Regions from separate parts of the Homo sapiens genome. Here region 1 is linked to region 2. The links are chromatin loops, found by intact Hi-C in ENCODE. Cell type or tissue: K562. All regions are shown on one strand.

The links. Peaks named below come from ENCODE experiments on the same cell type or tissue, not always from the same donor. Only the 100,000 strongest peaks of a DNase experiment are listed, where the experiment ranks them.
Region 1: it touches region 2 in a loop (2.8-fold over the local background); 27 of 110 quality-filtered maps call a loop at or near these places.

Annotation. Positions count from the first base shown.
Region 1 is chr11:44,266,776-44,274,775 of GRCh38, forward strand. ALX4 (ALX homeobox 4) reads right to left here. Exons shown (of 4, transcript NM_021926.4): 3 at 719-847. Among named protein-coding and RNA genes, the nearest start is that of ALX4, 39 kb to the right of the region's middle. RefSeq lists an enhancer at 1,602-5,439. In K562, no CTCF peak of the experiment used is centred here; DNase peaks (open chromatin) are centred at 1,126, 1,736, 3,466, 4,116 and 1 weaker place; H3K4me3 peaks cover 352 bases.
Region 2 is chr11:44,136,321-44,144,320 of GRCh38, forward strand. All of the region lies in intron 7 of EXT2 (exostosin glycosyltransferase 2), which reads left to right. Among named protein-coding and RNA genes, the nearest start is that of EXT2, 45 kb to the left of the region's middle. In K562, no CTCF peak of the experiment used is centred here; a DNase peak (open chromatin) is centred at 3,521.

The DNA.
Region 1 (8,000 bases), 130 kb after region 2:
CAATACTTCTCATCCCTTGCATCTCACACTAGAACAGGGGACTGGCTGACAGACACCTAGGGAAAATGCTCTGGGGGGAGGGGAGGACAGGGCCCCAGAAGCTGAGCACAGGCACACAAGCTTTTTGAAACTGTACAATTCACAAAATACTTTTGCATGATTGAATTTAGACCTTACAACTGCCTGACAACAGAGCTGAGCAGATGCTTTTACCATGTCCAAGGTACAGGTGAAGAAACTGAGGCTCAGAGATTTGAGACTTGCCTAAAGTGAGAAAGACCTGGAGCTGGAAAGATAACCTAAGTCCCCGGACTCAGAATCCCAAGCTCATTCCAACTTGGCCACGAGTCCTGGAGATTTCAGAGCTCGCTTTCTGAAGAGACCCTCCGAGCGGTATCTGAGGGCCTGGTGGCCTTCTGCCTGCCTTGGTTCCGATGCCCACAGCAAAAGTGGCCAAAGCTAGTGGAGGAAAGAGCCGTTCTCACTGCCCCAACCTTCCCTTCCCTAAAGTTCAGCCAAGCCTGGTTCAATGATTAGTTGGATAGATTAACCCTGGGCCTCCCACACTCTGGTATAAACAGGCACACCCCTGGAATGAGACGGAAGGGCAGCCTGGAGCCATAAGTCATCTCGGGGTGCCTGGGCTCTCCTCCAAGGGGCTCATTCTCAGAGCACCAGGGGCTGGGGATCGGTGGCGGCAGCTCAGGGCGGGACTTACCTGGGCGTAGTTCTCAGCTCGGGTGAGGAGGGGCAGCTCATATGCAGTGGAGAAGTGGGTTCGAACCTGCTGCATCTGCCCAAAACGCTCCCGCTTCCTCCACTTGGCCCTTCGGTTCTGGAACCAGACCTACAAGACGCGAAAAAGCCATTGTCACCAGGGTGAGATGCCCGCCTGGAGGCCTCACTTTCAGGCAGTGCAAACTGTTCCCTTGAGCCCCCCATCAGTTGCAGTGCGTTTGGGAAACGGTGCGGCCACACATAAATATCAACCTTGGTCTTTGTCCTCAAGAGCTGACAATCTAGAATCATCCACTCTGAGCTGGGAAGGTATCTTACCCCCACTAGCCATGGGCGTGATCCTGAGCCAGAACTTTTATTTTTCTAAGCTTGAGAATCTAGAGCAGCCAAGTGTCACCACCTATAAAACAAGTCACTGGTCATCTTAGCAGTCATCTAAGCAGACTCCTGTGGAGAAGCTGATAAAAGCTACAAATGCTCCTCCAGATGTGTTCTCCTAGACAATCACACACAGTTTTGCCACAGTTTTCCAAAAGGTTCATGGCTCTCTAAGGCTTATTGGTCCAGATTCACAATGCCTTCCTCCCTGCATCCTGTCTGCAGCCTTCTTGTTGGAGACAGTCTCCCAGCTCAGAACTCCCCTGTGTTAAAGGGAGAACAGGGGCTCTGCTGGGCAACAGAGGCAGTCAGGGAAGACTTCCTGGAGGAGGGACAGGAGCTGGGCCTTGAATGGTTGGCTGAAAGGAGGAAAGCCAAGGCCTAGGTTTAGAAACAGCAAGGCATACTCCAAAAACCTAAAGAGGTCAATTTGAAGGAAGCGGTGGGAGAGAAAGAAACAGAGTCAGATCGCAGGGGGCCTTGACTGCCAAGTGAAGGGTTTTTCCCTTGGTGCTGTCTGTAGAGGCAGTTGCTATAAAATCTTGTGTAGAAGCGTGGCCTGATGGTGAGAGGAAGTGGAGGCCAACCCGTCACTGAGCACAAGTGGATGGGATGTTGGCCTGATTGGGAGCCCAACGGGGGAGGGGAGGTCTCTGAGTCAGCTGTGAGCACTGGGGTTTTTGGTGACGGGGAGTATTGGGTCCTTTTCCTTTGCACGAGCATTTCTGGAAGGCTGAGAACTTTCCCAAGGCTCAAGAGCAAGAGCTGCCCTACCCCTGGCCCATGACTTAGGATCTGGAGAAGGGGTGATGGGGACGGGGTGGGTGAGAGAGGGAGAGTGAGGAGGGATCAGCTTCCAGGCCAGGAATGGCTTTAGGCTGATTCAGAGATGGACCGTGGTGCTCCTCAGAGGGAGGCCTCTGCCAGCTTGATGTGCACTTGTCTGCTGGCTTTGCAGACTCAGATGCAAGTGGGCACACCTCAGACAGCACGCTGCAGACCGGGAGAACAGAGCCATGACAATAGCCTCAGCTGCAGAGCCATAAGGAGCCTTGCCAGGCCCTTCCAGGCCCAGGCATCAAGAAAGCCAACTTTCCTGAGGTCCAGTCCCTGCTCTCCAGGTGGAAACATTTCTCCATCCATCACGACCAATGCAGCTGCTGAGCTAAATATAGGAGTCAGCTCTCAAAATTCCTCTGCCTCAGAGCCTTTGAGCTTCCTAGGAACCACTGCGAGGAGGGGAGAAGGAGGTGTGGACGTGCTTCCTCACAGACGCTGCCTGGCCTCTTTGGGCATCCAGTGTAGCTGGCCAATGGACAGGCTCATAGGAGCACTGGTATTGCCAAGGGCCTCAGTTTCTGCATGGCGAATGGTACCTCATAGTCGCAGCAGGGGAGATAGATGGGAAATGCAGTCCAAGAATGTTTAGAGTACTTCCCATTTGTTTCTTTACAGCTCCTGACCTTTCTCACTGTCTTTTGCTAGAGGAAAGAGGTCAAGGAAGATGGGGATGTATCTCATGTTACTGTGAGGAGGGTGGGGGTGAGCAGGGGTGTACATTATTATGTTTCTCCACTCCTGTACCAACTCACTTTCCCCTCCCTAATCCTAAGCATGTGTGTGCGTGCACGAGTGTACCCACTAGTGTGGCTACACGCACGTGCATGTGTGCACACACATTGACTGGGGGAGGAGAAGCCTCTTCCTTAGAAACGGACCCTCTCCCCAGTTTGGGGTCTCAGCCCCTGCCCTGGCCTCCCAGGGCCCCTTTTCCTCCAGGGATTCCTAGGGTCCAGGCCCTGGCTGCCCACTGGGAGCCAAGGACAGATGGGGTCTCCTCTCTGTGCTGCTGAAATGGGATCCCTCTTTATCAGTGGCCTGGGATGGGAGACTGGGGCCAGGATGAGAGAATGAATCAGAGGAGCTTGTTTTCATTTCATGTTTAATTTCCTGCAGGCTTAGCTCCGTCTTTCCGCTCCTTCCTCAGCCTCCCAGGGTTTTCTGTGGGGGAAGCTGGGGGGAGGGGAGAAGCCACTGGAGGCACGGAGAGAGATGGCTTCTCTTTTTCTTTTTGTCACTGTGACTGTTGGGGTTCTCCTTGTGTCTCTGTGGGTTCCAGGTCCCCATGGTGGGACTGTGGAAGTGGAAGATGTCCCTACAGGCTCTGGAACAGAGGATCCAGGGATGGGCGGGGAGGGACCCCGAAGAGGGAAGGAGGTGGCCAGCGCCTGGCAAAGGGGTCTAGAGTGGAGGGAGGAGCCATGTGGGGGAGTGGAATGTGGGGCGCGGGCTCGCTGGAGCTGAGTGTGAGGGAGGAGGAGATGTGGGTTATCTGGGGAAGACAGATGACCAGGCGGGGGAGAGGCCAGCAGAGCTAGCACCGTCTTTGGAACAGGAGTGGAAGAAGGTCAGGCTGAGGGATTTATTTGAGGGCTGAAGATGGAAATGGTGAGAGGCGGGTGAGCGACCGGTGGGAGCAGGGCTGCCCACCTCCTCCCTCCTTCTTCTCCTGTTCCTTTGTCCTGGGGCCTTACCCTGCGCACCCAGTTCTGGCTTTTCTGCCCAGATCCAGACATGAGCTAGGTGAGCCTGGCCGGTCCTCAATATCCTCCCCAGTAAATTGGAGGCAGCAAGGGTATCCTCACGACCCCTTCTATGCTCACATCTGCAGGTCCTGAGGCTTGGAGTGTCCATCCATTTCTGACCCCTGGCGCCCCAGGGGCTCCGAGAGCTCCCTTCCAGATGCCACACCAACCCCCACGCCCGTTCCTGTGCCTCCCAGCTCTGCACCGCAGGCCTGTCTCCACTGTGCAGCCCCAGGAGGACAGCCAACCACGAGGTCCCCACTGTTCTCCCGGTCTGAATGTCATACCTCAGGACCACCCCAGCCTGGGCCCACTCAGCACAGGCCTCTCCCGAGGACCGGGCTGTGCAAGGAACCAACTGTCTTGGCGGAGGCCTCGCTAACCGCAGCCCATCTGGGGCCAGGGCGGGGTGGCCCAGGGCGGGGAGGCCTCTGTCTTATTGTCTTCAGACACCAGCTGCAGAGATTGGAATCCCAGACAGCAGAGAGAGGCCCCTGCAGCCCCCTGGAGCAGGGCCAAACCCTAGGCTTCTTCCCAGGAAAAGTCCATCTTGGGGCCCCCATTGCCCCGTCCCTGTCCCCACCACCACTCTACGCCAGGCACCTGGCTTGCCACCAGCTGAGTATGGGCCCTGAACAAACACAGCAGAGGCAGGCAGGGGGTTCCATCACCACCCCCTTACCCCCCCAGGGCACTGCCAGGCTTAGGGCTCAACCCAGAGGTCTGACGCACATGAAGATCCCACCCACCCTGCTGCCTTTATACAAAGAAAAGCCTCTGAACAATCTGGCATGTGTCCTTGTACAGCAAACTAAAGTCAAAGAAGCACTAGGCTGCGACTCAGGAGTCCCGGATTCCAGTCGCAGTGCTGCTACTGAGTGGCTGCTGTTAACTTCAGGTTATGACTTCCCACCTATGGGCCTCTTCTTCCTCGTCTATCAAATGGGAAGATGGGGTGATCATTTCCAGCACTACCGTTCTATAGTTCTGTGGTCCTCCCACTAGGTGATAAGATATGCAGCACGTCAGAGTTTCCCTTTCTGCCTTGGCTGCCAGGAAGCTCCAAGTTGAAGTTTGTGCTCAATGGCAACCATGAACCTTAGCCTAAATTTTTTTTTACCACATTACCTCTGCATTTCATGCCATTGTTCTTGTTTTTAGATTGAACAAATAAATCTTTAATTGTAAGCTACCTCAACTCCATTTTGGAAGTAGGTATAAGTGTGTGTGTGTGCGCGCGCATGTGTGTGTGCAGAGAACACTCTGTTTTAGTTGTATGGTGGCAACTGAAAAATGCTCTGTGCGCCTTTGTTTTCATGTTTTGTACTCAAGGCGTCATTCTTCTTTCAGTACTTAGTGAATTCTACTCCCGGGCACTCCCATATATTTGTTAGGAAGCATGCATGCAACCCACATATGCAAACACAAATGTACACACATACTGCACAGAAAAGGAACAGGTTTATCCCACACCAACACAGCACCTACAGGGCTGTCCCATAACCAGCTATGCCCCTTTCTCTACCTACACCTGTGGGTCCTCCCCAATCCATTTGCTGGAGATCAGGCTAGATGCTAGGATTCCTGTCCAAACTCAGGCATGTAAGGTCATGTGAGTGGCTGGTTGTCCAAATTCAAGTGAGATCTGGGTGTGTGAGGGCTTCTGGATTCACAGGAAAGCCCCAGCTGCCCTGTCATCCTTCATCAAACATTCATTAGGCACTGGAGGGGAATAAAATGGCAGTCTTGCCAGGTGCAGTGGCTCATGCCTGTAATCCCAGCACTTTGGGAGGCTGAGGTGGTGGATCACCTGAGGTCAGGAGTTGAAGACCAGCCAACCAACATGGTGAAACCCCATCTCTATTAAATATACAAAAATTAGCCGGGTGTGGTGGTGCACACCTGTAATCCCAGCTACTCAGGAGGCTGAGGCAGGAGAATCGCTTGAACCCGGGAGGCAGAGGTTGCAGTGAGCCAAGATTGCACCACTGCACTCCAGCCTGGGCGACAGAACAAGACTCTGTCTAAAAAAAAAAAAGGCAGTCTGGGCTGGGCATGGTGGCTCACGCCTGTAATCTCAGCACTTTGGGAGACCAAAGCAGGTGCACCACTTGAGGTCATGAGTTCAAGACCAACCTGGCCAACATGGTGAAACCTCCATCTCTACCAAAAAATAAAAAAAATTAGCTGGGTGTAGTGGTGCATGCCTGTAGTCACAGCTACTTGGGAGGCTGAGGCATGAGAATCGCTTGAACCCAGGAGGTGGAGGCCGCAGTGAGCCAAGATCACACCACTGCACTCCAACCTGGGTGACACAGTGAGATCCTGTCTCAAAAAATAAAAAAATAAAAAAAAAATGGCAGGCTGCCCTCAGGGAACTTACAGCAACTCAACCGTGCAGCTCTTCAGCATCACTTCTGGTAGCTGCAGTTTCTGAACAGCTACATATTTACTGATAACCACTAGTCCTTTTCCACATTAGCCATTTTGGAAAAAAAGTTTGTAGACTCTATTAGAGATGCCTCTGCCTTCTTAAACAGAAAATGGTTGTAACTGATGAATCTTTTACTGATGCCTTAGAACAATGCTGCTGAAGATGCTTTCATGAGTTAATTCAAGAGTCCCTGGGGCCTGCTGAGGATTGCAGGGTTGGGGCATCTCTGTCCTAACATTGAAGGGCTCAGCCCACTGAGCTGCATGGCGCTTTGCTGATTAAAAAAAAAAAAAAAAAAAAGATTTCTCTTTGTTCTGAAGCTATTGATTTTTCTGGCCCACTGGAGAGGGAAAAACTGCTATGTGGCAACGTTTTATTTGCTATTTCCAACATGCTTTGGGTTGGAAAAGCGGACTGATTATGACATTTATTTTGTGTTAAATTGAAACTTAAACTTGAGTGTGTGAATTTTGTCACCTGTATTTTGGCTACTCATGGGTCTTTTCTTTCTTTCTGATCCTTTCTTTGCTGTGAATTCATGCTGGTCGGGGCAGATACAGCTCTCTGGACAAGGGTTGATTGATCCACGGATACTTATTTTTTAGACTTGATGCTCTGCGTTTGGCTTTCTCTAATTGGTGGGAATACAGTGATGAACAATCAGTGCTTGATCTCAAGGAAATCACAGTTTAGTAGGAGGGGACAAACAAGTAAAATAACGTAAGCCAGTCAACAATCCTGTAAAGAAGACAAAATAGGAGTTGGGCACAGTGTCTCATGCCTATAATCCCAGCAGTATGGGAGGCTGAGGTGAGGGATTACTTGAGGCCAGGAGTTTGAGACCAACATGGACAACAAAGCAAGACCCCATCTCTACAAAAAATAAAAAAACTTATCCCAGGCGTGGTGGTGTATGCCTGTGGTCCCAGCTACTCAGGAAACTGAGGCGGGAGGATCCATTGAGCCCACGAAGTTAAGGCTACAGTGAGCCATGATCACACCACTGTACTCCACGCTGGGTGACAGAGAGAGACCCAGTCTCTTTAAAAAAAATAAACAAAAATACCCAAAAGATAAAATGGGCCCAGGCATGGTGGCTCATGCCTATAATTCTAGCACTTTGGGAGGTTGAGGTGGGATGATCACTTTAGCCTAGGAGTTTGAGGCTGCAGTGAGCTATAATCATCTTATTGCACTCCAGCCTGGGTGATAGAATGAGACCCTGTCTCTAAAAAGAAAACAAAAAAAATTTAAAAAATTTTTAAGAAGATAAAATAGGACAGTGTAACAAAAGGTGAGCTGGTTTGCTTCTGTTGTGTTGGGTTGGGTTGAGTTCTATTGGGTTGTGTTGAGTGGGTTGAGTGTGTCAGGTTCCATTGTGTTGTGTTGTGTTAGGTTGAGTTCTGTTGGAATGTGTTATATTGGGTTGTGTTGTGTTGGAAGGGGCTGCATTAGGTTTAGTATGTTGAGTTCCATTGTGTTGTGTTGGGTTGAGTTGAGTTCTATTGGGTTGTGTTGTGTTGGGTTGGGTTGAGTTCTATTCGGTTGCACTGAGTTGAGTTGAGTGTGTCAGGTTCCATTGTGTTGTGTTGTGTTAGGTTGAGTTCCATTGGAATGTGTTATATTGGGTTGTGTTGTGTTGGAATGGGTTGAGTTGGGTTGAGTGTGTTCAGTTCCATTGTGTTGTGCTGGGTTGAGTTGAGTTCTATTGGGTTGTGTTGTGTTGGGTTGCACTGAGTTGGGTTGAGTGTGTTGAGTTCCACTGTGTTGTGTTGTGTTGAGTTGAGTTCTATTGGGTTGTGTTCTGTTGGGTTGCAATGAGTTGGGTTGAGTGTTGGGTTCCACTGTATTGTACTGGGTTGGGT
Region 2 (8,000 bases):
TATGTGAAGAAACTAAGGATAAAGAGACGTAAAGTAATCCTCCCAAGACCACACAGCATGTGAGGGACAGACAAGCAGCACACTCTGTTCTGCTGCCTACAACTTCATTCAAACCACAGAGCTGTGTGGCCTGGATTGAGGGTAAAAATCAGGATGAGCTTCCTAACAATTCAAGCTAAGTGCTTATTGAATAGTCTTCCTTGAAAAAGTGGTTGCTTGAGACATTTAGGACTGGACACAGCCCTGGAAATATATTATGAGGAATGTGGAAAAGGTTTCACTCTAATTTCCAGTATCAGTGTTATAATGTCTACCATTCTTATCCACCCTGCACCGCCACTGTGAAATTGAGGATTTTAAGAAGTATACATAAACTGGACTCTTGGGGCTTTTTAAAAAATGCCAAATATTCCCTGCCCCTCCTCCTCCCCTCTCCAGTCCTGACATGCCACTCCAAGCTGTGTTTCGTGGTCTCTGCTTTTGTACTTGCCCTTAAACAGTTACTGGCTGCTTCCCTTAAACAGTGCACATTGACCTGATCCCTGGAGTTCTTCCTGTGAAGTAGACAACCATGGTTCTAATACAAAGGGAGGCTCTTTGGCCAATGGGAGAGCCTTGGTAATGGGTGTAATCATTTTGTGGGATATTTTAAATTTCACAGTTTTTTTTTTTCAGTAGCACTCTATATTCTGTTTGAATTTTCCTAGTATGTATATCCCTATTGTGAAGGAAAGTGGTCAACATGTGTTGTTTAAAGCAGCATAAAATAAGGTCTCATTTAATTGGAATTCTTAAAGAAGACCATTTTTATGTGTTTAACTATTTTTTTCAACTTTGTTATTAAGAAGCTTGTTGGAAAAAGACTTTTACCAAGTATCTGATGATGGGAAGCCAAGAAAAGCATTTTAATAGAACTGTCTCAGATTTACAATGCACTAGGGCCTGTAAATAAATTTTCCTGTCTTTAAGGTTTGGACTGATTTGCAGTTGTTTTGTATAGCTTCTGAGATCTAAATCCTCACAGTCCAGATGGAGAGACCATAAAGTTACTTTCCCTGGCAGCCTTGGTCTGTCTTGTCTGTGGGCAAATACAATTGAGTAGTATGTGGATCTTAGTCTGTATAGGTCACCCGTTTTACTGTGATGCCAGTTTTAATTGGTTTGGTGACTTTTCCAAGAGCAGCTCACCAAAGCATTCTTTAAATTTAGGAGAATTAGGGTCCCTAATTTCATAATGCAAATCTAAATTCTCACAGTCTAGATGGAGAGACCATAAAGCTACTTTCCCTGGTAGCCTTGGTCTGTCTTGTCTGTAGGCAAATACAGTTGAGTAGTATGTGGAATTTAGACTGTGTAGTATAGTCACTCATCTTATTGTGATACCAGTTTTAATTGGTTTGGTGACTTTTCTAAGAGTAGCTCACCTAAGCATTCTTTAAATTTAGGAGAATTAGGGTCCTTAATTTCATAATGCAATCAGTTAAATAAATATGGATTAAGGACTTGCTTTGTTCCTAGTATTGTACTGGCATGTTGAGGGAGATTTTAAAAAGGGTGGGCACAGATCCTGTCTTTAAGAAAGGCCCTCAGGTTGCTGGAAAGAGAACTTTCAGTAATACATAAATTATAAGGCCAGGAGTGCTGTGTACTCAGTTATGCTAAGGAGAGCCAGGAATGACCTCAAGATCAGAGTGGATCAGAAGGTGAAAGGAATCTTCACAACTGGGTAGCCTCAGATAGAGAGGGTGAACATCAGGGCACTGACTTCCACCAGGAGGTTCTGTGGAGAGACTAGTAGGTAAGAGGAGCATCTGGTGGCACAGGCACGGGAGGCAGGGGAGAGCTTTGAATACCAGCAACAGAGAACTTGGTTGAGAACTGAAGGGAAGGACGGTAACTAACAAGCGGAAGGTAATGAAAAGATTTGTGAGGCAAGGAGAAAGCAGTGAACATAATTGAAGAGATTTAGGAAAGAAATCAAAGAGCTGGAAGGGACCTTAGAAATTATTCAACCCTTTCCTTGTATTTTACAAGTGACAAGTAAGCCCTAGAGTTGCAGTAATCTTGAGAATGAATTGTTAGGCCTAGTCTGCAGCTGGAACCTAGGTCTCCTGACTCCCAGTCTGATGATTTGTTTTTTTTTCATGGTGTACTGCAGTATTTTCCAAACCGAAGGTAATGATTCATTAGCAGATCATGAAGTCAATTCAGTGGGTCACGACTGGCATTTTTTTTTTAATGAAATATAATAGGAAACTATTAGAGAGCTTTATACAGAGTAAGGGTAAATATTTCCTGTAGCTTTTGTTCCAGTAGTGAGTTGTTGCATAAAATGTATTTGTGTATTTCTTACTGTGGGTCCCAGTCCAGAAAGTTTGAGGAAAGTTGGTACTGGAAAGCCCAGTGGGCCTGTGAGTTGGAGAGACTTGAATTTGAGTCCTGCTCTGCCGGGTGTGTACCAGTTTTGTAGCTTCTGTTTTCTTACCTATAACGTGGAGCTAATAATAGTATGGAGTAGTTGTATTGATTAAATGAGATGATTGACTCAAAGCATGTAGATTCTGGCCCCCCACTCTATGCTGGCCGTCATTTGGGACAACTCCTCCTGGGGCAGCATTTAAGTATTAGAAGGAGCCTCCAAGGAATGCAGAGTGGTCTTAAAGAACCACAGTAAGTTACAACTACTGATGTATTATGCATTTGCTTCTGGGCTTGGAAACTCGAAAGAGAATTTATTCCTGTGGGTTCTGGTGTACATTTTACATCTTGGCATGGAAGAGGCTTACTTCTCTCTCTCTCCTTTTTTTTTTTTTGCGTGTGTGTGTGAGGATCAGAATGACTTGTAGGGAGATAAAAATCAGTGACTCTTTAGCTGACCTTTTTTTTTTTTTAATTCATTGGCACATTTGGATAAAGTATTATTGCTTTCTTTCCCCTTTCCAATGGAAAAAAAAATGGTACTGAGCCTTTTCCCCCTTCTAATCTTTTCTTTGCCTGATCATAATTTTATCCATTTTTTTAATTAAAAAAACTTGTAGAGGAAAGTTAGAATCAGAATAGATGTTTGAGTGGTAAACAGCTGAGGAGCTACAGTCTAGTAAGTATAAGCTAAAAATAAAGGACATTTTTATGTGAATTTAGGAGGACTGGTCACATACCTTTTAGAAATAGCTGTTCACATCCTGCAGAAAGGAGAATGAGTTCTGATATCTGATTTTCATGGTGCCCTCTGCCTCTTCACTTTTCCTCTTCTCCCCATTTTGCTGCCTCTGCCTCCCTTCCCCCATTTCTTTCTAGCCAGCTCCATCCCCTATTGGAAATCCCGCTGGAAAGGGGAGACGAGCTTCATCTCCCACATGATTTGGGCCAGGGGCTAAAGCACTCCCATAAATCTGCAGCTCATTTTAATGCCACGTTAAAACAGTGTGAGCGGCTGGTTTCCGTGGCCCCTGCCCTTTTCTTTATGGGCTTCTTTGGCTCTTCTTTATAAAGAGGCCCTGTGGAGTCATTTTAAAGTCCTTATCAGTTTGCTGACAGCTATATGGGCCTTTCTGCTGAGTCCAGGAGCTCAGGCAGGCGTGTGAAACTTCTGATATTAAAATTGAAGAAAAATGCCAGGCAGAAGGGATTGGGTGGTGGGGCAGTGGTGCAGAGGTGAAAGACTAGCAAGATAATTAACCTTTGCAGGTCCGGAACCTCGCCGTTGGCCACTGGTAGGGGCAGGGCAGGAAGGGTTAGGCAAAAGAGGGTTTTCCAAGGGCTTTTATTTTTATCCCAAGATTAGAAATGCCATTCCACTGGCAGTTTGTGCTTTCACGCTTCAGCAAGTGAGTTGGGCAACTTGAAGGGTTAGGGTGGCCAGGTTTGCAATGAATTTTTTCCTAAAGGCAGTCTGACTGGCTGGACCTCTGCTTGCGTGTCTTTGCCAGCTCCAGCCTGCTGTCTCTGCCTCCGCAGCATCACTGTTATCGAATTTAAAGGGACTTTCATCAGTCTGCTTTGCTGACCCTTTTAGAACAGACTGTTAACCCTCAATAATCCTCCCAGAGAGTTTCATGGAAACACCAGGCCCTCCATAAATGTCAGCCTGCGATGCTTGGCCCTTTTTACCCTCTCTGTTATAGAGAAGTAGACTAGAGGCTGCTCCTGCCTCTATCCTACCACTTTTCTTTCTTTCTTTGCTGGAAAACTGCAGCAGACAGCTGAGGGGAAGGAAAAACCATTACCTGGATCAAGGCCAGTGGTTTGATGGGAGCTTCAAAATCTTTGGCATCTCCTGCCCAGAATGTTTTTCCAGGCATTTTAAAAAGAGCATCCTTACTCTCCTTCTCCTTTAAACCTTCCAACTTTGACTTCCAAAGGGGGATGGATGGGTAGAATAAGCCCTTAGAATGTACTTTATATCTTCCTGCTCTTCTTCTAACTAAAGCTTTTAGGAAGAGGTTAGTAGTGATAAGCAAAATCCAATGGGCATATATATTTCTAACTACTCTGTATACAGCTTTTTGGCACAAACATGTTATTTTTCCTTTTTCAAGTGGACATGAGCAGTTTTGCAAGTGTGTTCCATTTAAAATAGTCATTTAACTTGAGGTTGAGGCAAAAGCAAGAATTTTTATAGTAAGTTAGTCAAACATATATAGCTGTTGATCTTGGATTGTCATTGAACAAATAATAAAATATACTGATTCATTTTATTACTCGTGTAGCTGTTGTGGGGAAGAGTACAGTCATCCCTCAGTATCTGTGGGGGATTGGTTCCAGGACCTCCTGCAGATACCAGAACTCAAGGATGCTCAAGTCTCTGCTACAAAATGGCATAGTATTTGCATATGACCTATGTATATCCTCCCTTATACTTTAAATTACCCCTAGATTAATTATACTTCCTAATACAATGTAAATGCTGTGCAGATAGTTATTATACTGTATTGTTTAGGGAATAAGTGAAAGGAAGAAAATTTTATGTATGTTCAGTACAGGCACAGTTTTTTTTCCGAATATTTTTGATCTGTGATTGGTTGAATCCATGGATGTGGAACCACAGATACAGAACCGCAAATACAAGGGACCAACTGTAATTGTACAAAAACCAAATGAGCAGCAAAACAAAGCAAAATGCCCCAAACTCCAAAGTGGTAGAATCACTTTTCCATACTTTTCTGATGACTAAGTTGATATCATCTAATTAGTTAAGTTTAATTTAGGACAGTGAACTGGGTGTTATTGCTTATACTATACTCTTAACAAACTAAACAACTTTTAAGTATGTTGAAAGTTGTCAGTAAATTTATGATCATGAACAATCTTCATTACATAGCCTTTTGAAGGTGGCGGGTAAAATGGTCACACTTTCCTCCTTGGGCATTTGTTGGAGAATAGTCTCTAAAGTTAACCATCGGTTTAATCCCTTGTCATGAATCCCCAATATGGGATATTGCTTTAGGAAATAGCCTCCCTAATAAAAGTGTTAAATGTTAATTTGCAGCCTATGTAAGAAATCTCTGATTACTTGGGGCTGGTTTCCCACAGGGTGGGACTATTTGACAAATATTTCTGAGAAATAATGATCATTACAGGAAGCGAAGTGCAGGTTTATGAATTCATGCCGTACCTACTTAGACAAATATCTAGGTTTACAATACAATAACTTGTAAAGTATCAAGTGTCAATGTGTTTGGTAGAGAACTCAGTGTTTTCAAACCTTCAAATAAGGGTTAAACTGATTAATAAAATAAGTCATTTTGTTTATTTGCCTGAATTTAGTATGTAGATGGCTAACATGCTACAAATATTGGCAACAACAGAAACATAGGATTTCTGTCTCTATTTATAAATATTAAAATAACTTACTATATACTTACATATATTCTGTCTCCTTAAGCATTGCAGAGGCTGAGAGAATTTGGAGTTGCCTAATTATTTTTGGCATGGCATAATTTATAGTTTTATAATAGCACAATTCATCTTATAATTCTGTGCTACTGTTCTTGGGAATGTTTAGACAACAGTCACATATATTTATTTCTTTATCTTCACTCAGAGTACAAGATAGCTCCACTTAAGCCATTTCTGGCAATATAGTTATTTTTCTACCGGTAACTTAAAGGCTAATTTGTTATATTTCAGTGGGTAGTTACTGCCCATTTTGATAAGGAGTTTAATAGCAGGAAAACAGTTTGCTTGTTCCTTCAGATTCCAATACTTTCTTATGAAGAGGGACAAGTGGTTTTTTTCCAAATGTTTGAAGTCTATCTATACTGAACTTTTTTAAAGTTTCAGGTTAATTTGATCAGGATTTAATGATCTTATACATGTATTATTTATATTTTAGGAAGACCTTTGAGTTTTTCCTTTGGTTTTAAGCTGCAGACTATGGTTGAGGGCAGCAGTGTGGTATTCTGGCATTTGATGGGAATGAGGAGACCTACAGGCCAGTGATACACTGAAGGGTCTGAGTAACATGCTCATGACTGTGAAGCAGTGCATAGGGAATATTAGACCTGATCCTGCTCCCTTCAGCTTAGAATAACTCCAAATCATGATTCCTCCCGAATCTCTTTGCCTAGCAAGCTATAAATGAATTCACATATGATATATCAGATATATAATCTTTGGAAATACTTTCATTTATTTACTTAAATTTTTTGAAATAGAGTCTTACTCTGTCGCCTAGGCTGGAGTGCAGTGGCGCAATCTGGGCTCACTGCAACTTCTGCCTCCCAGGTTCGAGCGATTCTCCTGCCTCAGCCTTCCGAATAGCTGGGATTACAGGTGTGCACCACCACACCTGGCTAATTTTTGTATTTTTAGTAGAGACAGGGTTTCACTATGTTGACCAGGCAGGTCTTGAACTCCTGACTTCAGGTGATCCACCTGCCTTGGCCTCCCAGAGTGCTGGGATTACAGGCATGAGCCATCACACCTGGCCTTGGAAATACTTCCAGATTAGAAACTATAGAAGAGAAGGAGTTCAACTGTCTAATCTTCTCCAGTAGCAACTTTTAACTGTGAGATGTGAGAGGGATATGATTCCCTGGGGGAATTTTCAAACTTCACATATCACTCCTACTCCTCCCACTCTTGTAGGCTTTCTGGGCTGGGGGCTTGGGACATGAATCTGTCTTGAGAGTCCCTGCCATAACAAACCACAGTTACTCCTACTCATAGGTGTTTGTCGTCCTTCAGATGAGAAGGGGCAAGGAGAAAAAGTGAGAGCCACTGACATAGCAAGTGTAGCTCCCTCTTTTCAAGAGTCTCAATTTGGGAAACATACACAGGGGTCTTCCCTCGGAATCACCAGCAGAGCTTGTCCCTATAACCCTTAATCAGAAGATGGGGCTTTCTACCAGCAAGCAGTTCATAGAGGACTCATGTGCCTCTGGTCAGGTGCAGCAGTGATAGATGGTATTGGACCTACACGATTCTCAATGTCATTTTTCCAGGAATGTGTAGTAATAATAGTGGACAGGGCTGCTGTGCTACCTGACTGCTGAGTTAGTATTCATGGCCAAAAGGAAAACCTGCCAGAGAGTGTCTCCTTGGTGTTCTCCGGAATCATTGCTATGTGGGAAAGAAAATAGAGTAGAGAACGTCACGCTAACATGGCTGTCATGATAGCAGCATTGGGGATAAAGTGAGCTTTTGATTTCTCCCGTCTTACTCCCTTCATGTGTTGTGTTTGTGTGTGTGTTTTAATTAAAAGGAGCAGGTCTTTCAAGTGTGCCTGGTTGGAGTGAGGCTTGTTTTAGATTTGCTTTCTCTAATCAAACAAACTTACGCTTTCTTTCTCCTGGTTTTAGCATAGCAAACATGGAAAATCTCGCCCCAGGCAGATTCCTTTATAGCTAGTTGACCCAAGTTGTGCTCTTATTTATTTATTTTTGATGACACATCTTGATTAAAGGTTTCCAATTCACCTTTCAGCTCTTCATGGAACCAGCCAGGAGAGAGAACTGGTCAGCTGCTAATCACCAAATGAACTCCCTGATCTGGCCTAG